2 separate regions of the Mus musculus genome follow, and region 2 is linked to region 1. The links are chromatin loops, found by intact Hi-C in ENCODE. Cell type or tissue: left cerebral cortex. All regions are shown on one strand. Links, peaks and the distances in the headings refer to the core of each region. The heading gives the core; the rest is flanking DNA. Region 1 overlaps Smarca1 (SWI/SNF related, matrix associated, actin dependent regulator of chromatin, subfamily a, member 1). Region 2 has its middle 190 kb from the start of Smarca1.

Evidence for each region. A loop is a pair of places that touch in the nucleus more often than their neighbours do. Peaks named below come from ENCODE experiments on the same cell type or tissue, not always from the same donor. Only the 100,000 strongest peaks of a DNase experiment are listed, where the experiment ranks them.
Region 2: it touches region 1 in a loop (14-fold over the local background); 9 of 42 quality-filtered maps call a loop at or near these places.

The regions. Positions count from the first base shown.
Region 1 is chrX:47,818,924-47,821,850 of GRCm38, forward strand. The region is part of intron 22 of Smarca1 (SWI/SNF related, matrix associated, actin dependent regulator of chromatin, subfamily a, member 1); the gene reads right to left. Among named protein-coding and RNA genes, the nearest start is that of Smarca1, 72 kb to the right of the region's middle. In left cerebral cortex, for the core only: a CTCF peak has its summit at 1,843; DNase peaks (open chromatin) are centred at 705 and 1,894.
Region 2 is chrX:47,702,102-47,705,028 of GRCm38, forward strand. No RefSeq gene overlaps it. Among named protein-coding and RNA genes, the nearest start is that of Smarca1, 190 kb to the right of the region's middle. In left cerebral cortex, for the core only: a CTCF peak has its summit at 1,176 (motif pointing right); a DNase peak (open chromatin) is centred at 1,179.

The DNA of each region.
Region 1 (2,927 bases), core at 314-2,813:
CACAATTTCATTAATAATAAAGATGTGATTTGAAAACAAACTAATAACATGAAATTTTTATTACCCAGTATTCAACAGTGTGTGATTCTCTGAGATGCTATCGCCAAAACTCATTTAAACTACTACAAAAGACAGGGTAATTGTAATGATTAATTACTAATACTCAGCTTCAACTGTAATGTTCTTGGCCACGGGCAAAGCAACACACAGCTTCCTGAGCTGACTGACGAGAAAAAAAAGTGTTCTTCAGCAATTGAAAGGTAAAAAAATTTAACTAAAATTAAGAACCAAGGTCATCCTATAGAGGAAACTGAGAATTAAATTTTACTTTTTCTTCTTTAACTACCTAGAAGAAAACTAAGAAAGATTAAGGCATTACTGATTGAAGGCTAGGTTCCTTTCCCATGTGCACTGTCCAATGAACTGACCAATGTCTTATGGCCTTTAAAAGTCTCAGATTCTCTTCAACATGCTATGTCCCATCAGTCACTAACAAATGAACAGAGATGGCAAGAAAATTAATGAGCTAATGTTGATAAGGAGACAGGTCGGCATCCTATAAAAGACAACTTACATAATAAGTACAGCATATTAGTAGTTTTTGAACAACCAAATACTAAGGTCCTATTCTAGGATCCCCCAGCACCGAGATGAGAGTGGAAGGCAATTCCTATGCTCTGAGCTTAAAAATCCGAGTTCAGCATGTGCTTCCTTCCTACTTGTTTATGGAGTTCAATAGAGGCTGATTACTTACTTAAAGACCACACAATTTCTCTGCGAAAAATTCACGATCTTTTTAGCACAGAGAGATGGAAGTGAATCTTATTTTCTCTTTTGTACAGCCAGCAGTTTTAAATGGAGAAGAGCTTCAAAATCTTCAACCTTTAGCCAAAGCCTTTCAAAGTGTGGCATATTTGAAAGGGGGAATTCATTCCTTTCGGCACTTTGTGTGTGTTAGTTAAGTCAGATGTCATGAATTCAGTACTTTGAGATTAGCACATAAAATATAACTATTAATGTTCTTACAAAATATAACTATTAATGTTCTTGCATTTTTTTTCTAAGAAAGATTTCACATTATTTAGTGATGTGTCTGGGAAAGAAAAATCTTTTTAGTAAGCTGAGTTCAATCATTAGAAAGATTTCAATTTAAACACAACTATAGTCACAAAACGAATCAAATTGCATCCTGTATCTCAAAGATAAGATTTTTCAATGATTTTCCAGTGTTGTTTATTACAGAACTCACAGCTGTCTCTCTCAAGATGGTGGATTCTCTCCCTAGATTGTGAAAATGACTCACTAAAAAGAAAATTATTTTTAAAACAAATGGAGGTAGATGCTCTACAAATATTAATAAACCATTTTTACAACTCTATAACTATTGATATTAATGTAATGTAAAAAGATGATATAAATATATGCATATTTTAAATATATGACTTGTACTCTAATTCCAGAAATATAAGTAAAAGTTGTCCACTAGTTAGAAGAGAAATCAAATTTTAGCATAAGAGAAAATTTTACCTAAAACCCATTAAATTAACATATTGAATTATAAAATAAATGGCTATATTTTTAATGAGTCTGTAAAAATTAGAAATTCTACTTTCTAAATGGTAATAAAGGACACAGGCATTCCCAAGTTTAATAGACAAAATACAGATTTACATTTGTAACCACTCATATAGTTAATATCTGCCTTTCAGCAAATATGCTCTGAAAATTTAAATATCTAGAAAAAGAAAAGGCATGGAGGCAAATGTCTCAAAAAAAAAAAAAAAAAACAAGATGGAGGAAAACTAAAATTCTTTACAAGGGAGTTCAGAGACATCTAGTGGTTGTTAATATATTGGAGCTTTTTCCTCTCTGTGACTGAGTATGAAGGCTAAGTAGTTCTATGATCATCTTATTGCAAACAGCGTCTTTCCTTGCACCTTCAATCGCTTTCATCCTACTGCCTTAGTTTAATAACTGAAGAAATGAGACCCAACATCAATCTTTCAACCTTTTAAAAATTAGTAAAATATCACTGAAATATCACAGAATTCAATAAATGTTTCATCACATAAAAGGGCACGTATGTTTGGAAATGCGATTTCTTGAAAAATGCAGTTAAGCATTTTTCTTTTAGAAATCATTGGTGCTGCCCTAAATTATGTCATTACATAAATAAATAAATAAATAAATAAATAACCCAAGTGGCTAGAAAGCTAAATATGTGGCTTTGAAAAGAGTCATCTGTCATGCATATTCATGGATTCCCTGAATGAGATGACAAACTAACTCACAGTCAAAATAAAATCTTATTTCCAAAAGAGAATTTAAAAAAGCAATTCTACATTTGTTTCAATAATCTCCGTCAGTGATCTGAAGAACCCTGTCAAACAATTGTTCTGTCCCTAAGGCCGATCATGATCCTTTGTGCTGCAGATTAATTCCTATCTTTTTCATTCTTCCTTCAATCCTTCTGTATTGTAGTAATGTGCACACCTCTCCTTGTCCTTTCACATAAATACACCATTTGAATGCCATGCTGAAAATGTCAACTAAAACATTATTCCAACTAGCCTAAGTTCTCACGGATCCTGGGTTTAAAGGAAGTACTTGCTAACTCTCCCAAAATTATGCCATCTATATGTTTGATGGTAAAGATATATTTATTAGTGTTTGAACAAATAATATTGCAAAGCCTCTTCCAAAGTAATGCCTTCGACAGAACAACACATATTTTCCTTTTATTCATCAGTGTGAGCTGAAGGTATAAAATAAATCAGAAAAAAAAATATGAAGCACTTTTTCATACCCCAAAGAACTTTTAGAAAATAAAATATTTATGAGAACAACTTAAGAAATGGATGCCATTTTACAACTAGTCACAAAACCACTGCTGGTTTTGTTGGGTTTAGGCTCTTTTTAGTTTTAGG
Region 2 (2,927 bases), core at 136-2,635, 120 kb before region 1:
CCAAACATCAGGTAGAGCTTGGGAAGTCTTGTTAAAGAGTGGGGTATAAAATTGAGTGAGATGGAAGGGTCAAGAACACCACAAGAAGATCCACAGAGTCAACTAACCTGGGACCAAGGCATGCAAGGGGCTATACCTACCCTCTCCCCGTTTGTAGCAGATGTGCAGCTTGGTCTTCGATGTCCCAAAGTGAGGTGGTACCTATGGGGGGCTTTCCTCTCTCTGAGGAGAAGGGGAAGGTAATGCATAAGGAAATTGTAAGGGTAGGACTGGGAAGAGAGGAGAGTAGTAGGGATGAGACTGGGATGTAATGTAAATTATGTAAAAATAAATAAGACTTGGCCTCTTCCCTAACTAATTCTACTGCCAGTTGGGATCCATAGACAAGCACATCCATGTCCTGACAATGAACTTCAGTGAATGAGCTGCATTTTCAGTCAGCTTTCACTTCAACTCTGGCCTTGGCAATGGAAAATAGGAAGTGCACATTTGTACTTCTTACCTGTATACCTCATCCCAGCTATCCCATCCTACAAAGCCAGCTCCAGACAAGTGAAAGAACATGTCTCAAAACTAAAGGTGGATGGCTCCCAAGGAATGACAACTGAACTTTACTCTTGCCTACACACACACACACACACACACACACACACACACACACACACTCATAGATATATGAAACAGGCACACTTAAACACACAGGTATGCACTCATTCATATATGAATATGCGCACACAAATACACACGTATATACATGCACATTGACAAGAGAAAAAAGACAAAAAGATGAAAGTAGTTTCAGTGATCTGATTCTCTTAATTGTGTCTTTCTTTCTTCCTTTCTTTCTTCTTTCTTCTTTCTTTTTAATTACTTGTTTCCTCCACTGTACTATTTCCTAATTACATTATGTGAACCTCAGACTATTTTTCTCCTATCTACATTTTATAGCCCAGTTTTTATTCTTCAATGTCTTCCTGACACTCTATGAAAATTAACTCCTACCCCATCTCATACTCAGTACCTTCACCTATTAACAGGCATCAATCATCACACTACCCTACCCTACCCTACCCTACCCTACCCTACCCTGACTGACATAGTCTCCAAGCAGAAGTTTGAGTTAGGAGCCCATGAAAAGCAAATAACTGGCAACCACATGGTGGCAGCATACTCAAATTCAAAAATGAAATACTTTTTCAAATTGAGAAGGGATGGCCAGAAGTCAAAAATCTAAAGTTGGAAAAATGCAAATTTCACAAAGCTAAAGTTAGCAAATGATAACTGTGTCACACCTGCTCAGAGATACCACTTGCCCTCTGGAAGATGGAACTGATTGTGTTGCTATCTATTTTAAACAGAAGAGCAGTAGAAAGGGGTTAAAAGTAGAGTAAGCCAGAGAGAAGTAGGAAGAGAGAGGAGGAAAAAGAGGAGGGGGAAGAAAGGAGGAGACAGACAGGAGGAAAAGAAGAGAGAAAAAAAAGTCAGTTTGGTGAGTATTATGAGGTCAGGGAGTACAGACTCACTCAGAGTTAGAGCCAAAAGACAGAACCGAGAGTTCTAGTCATTTAACACTAAGAGGAGAAAACCTTTTCAGTCTCCATATTTCGCTATGGAAAACTAAATTATTTAAATCATCAAATAATCTAGACCATTGAAGAGAGTAAAGAGCCTAGTGAAAATACATCTATAAACATTTAAATTTCTAATATAAATATATATATATTGGTAAACTTATGAAAATAAAAGCAGTATCAAATGTCAAAGGATATGCCATTTATGTATAGATGATTTCCCAAAAGTATGAAAGTCTATAAAATCATAGACTCATTCTGGTTGTTAAACAGATGAAATATAATTATTAGCAATCCAAAAAAACCAGACTCAGCTGGATATCTTGAGAAATGTGGGGTTCAAAATCATTTTTTAATTGACCCCTTAGTCAATGATGTCCAACTGATTAAGGAATGCCTATATCTTGCATCCTAACTGTCCAAAAAACAAACAGCTTCTTCCTCTCTCATTAGTGCTTTTCTATTTCTCAGAGACTAAATCTATAGTTGGCGTTTATCATAAGAAATTCAAGGCAAGAAACTCAATGGCATACACTAATGGAGTGAGTTAACTCTGCTGGTCAACCACAAAATACATTTCAAGCCCCATCTATGGTACACACTCTTTTGCCAGCGGTTACTGCATAAATAACAATTACCAGCAAGATTCTTGGTCTTAATACCTAGAACGTAGGTGGGAAACAAAATTAGCACATAAAACAATTACACAAAAAGAATGTGTTTGGAACTACATTTTTCGAAGGCTAAATGGTATGGTGTTAAAAAAAAAAAGAGGAGAGTAAATGTAACTAAAGTTGTTATAGGGAACTGTGAATGATCTGCGATTCACCCATTTGCCAATTAACAACTTAGGCTAGCATAGTTTTATGGATACAGGTGAAACTATGAGATTAGAGATGAAAGCAAATTTATTATTCACAGTAAAAACAATAACCGGAGTGTCTATGCTTTTACAATTTTGAATTCCAAAATCTTACAGAGCTATGAAAGGTCAGCCAAATGCCATCTGCACATGACGTGAGCTGCATTGTAGAAGGCTGAATTTAGGGAACTCAGGCTTATAGAATCTTCTGTATTGGGCAATAAACATGCTTGTCCCTTTGCACAAAAAGGAGACACCATAAATAGCATAGAAAAATCCTATACAAACATTATAGAGAAAAACTAGGAACAACAAGCAGCTGATGTCTTCCTTATAAGACATTGAAATATATGACTTTTCATCAGGCATGCTTTTGTGGAGCCATGATTTTTAACAGGGAGATACCATTCACAAGGGAATCAACTCATGCAAATTCATCTCTATTATAAATAACACTTCCTAAAATGGGTTATGTCCTAGATGACAAATAAAAT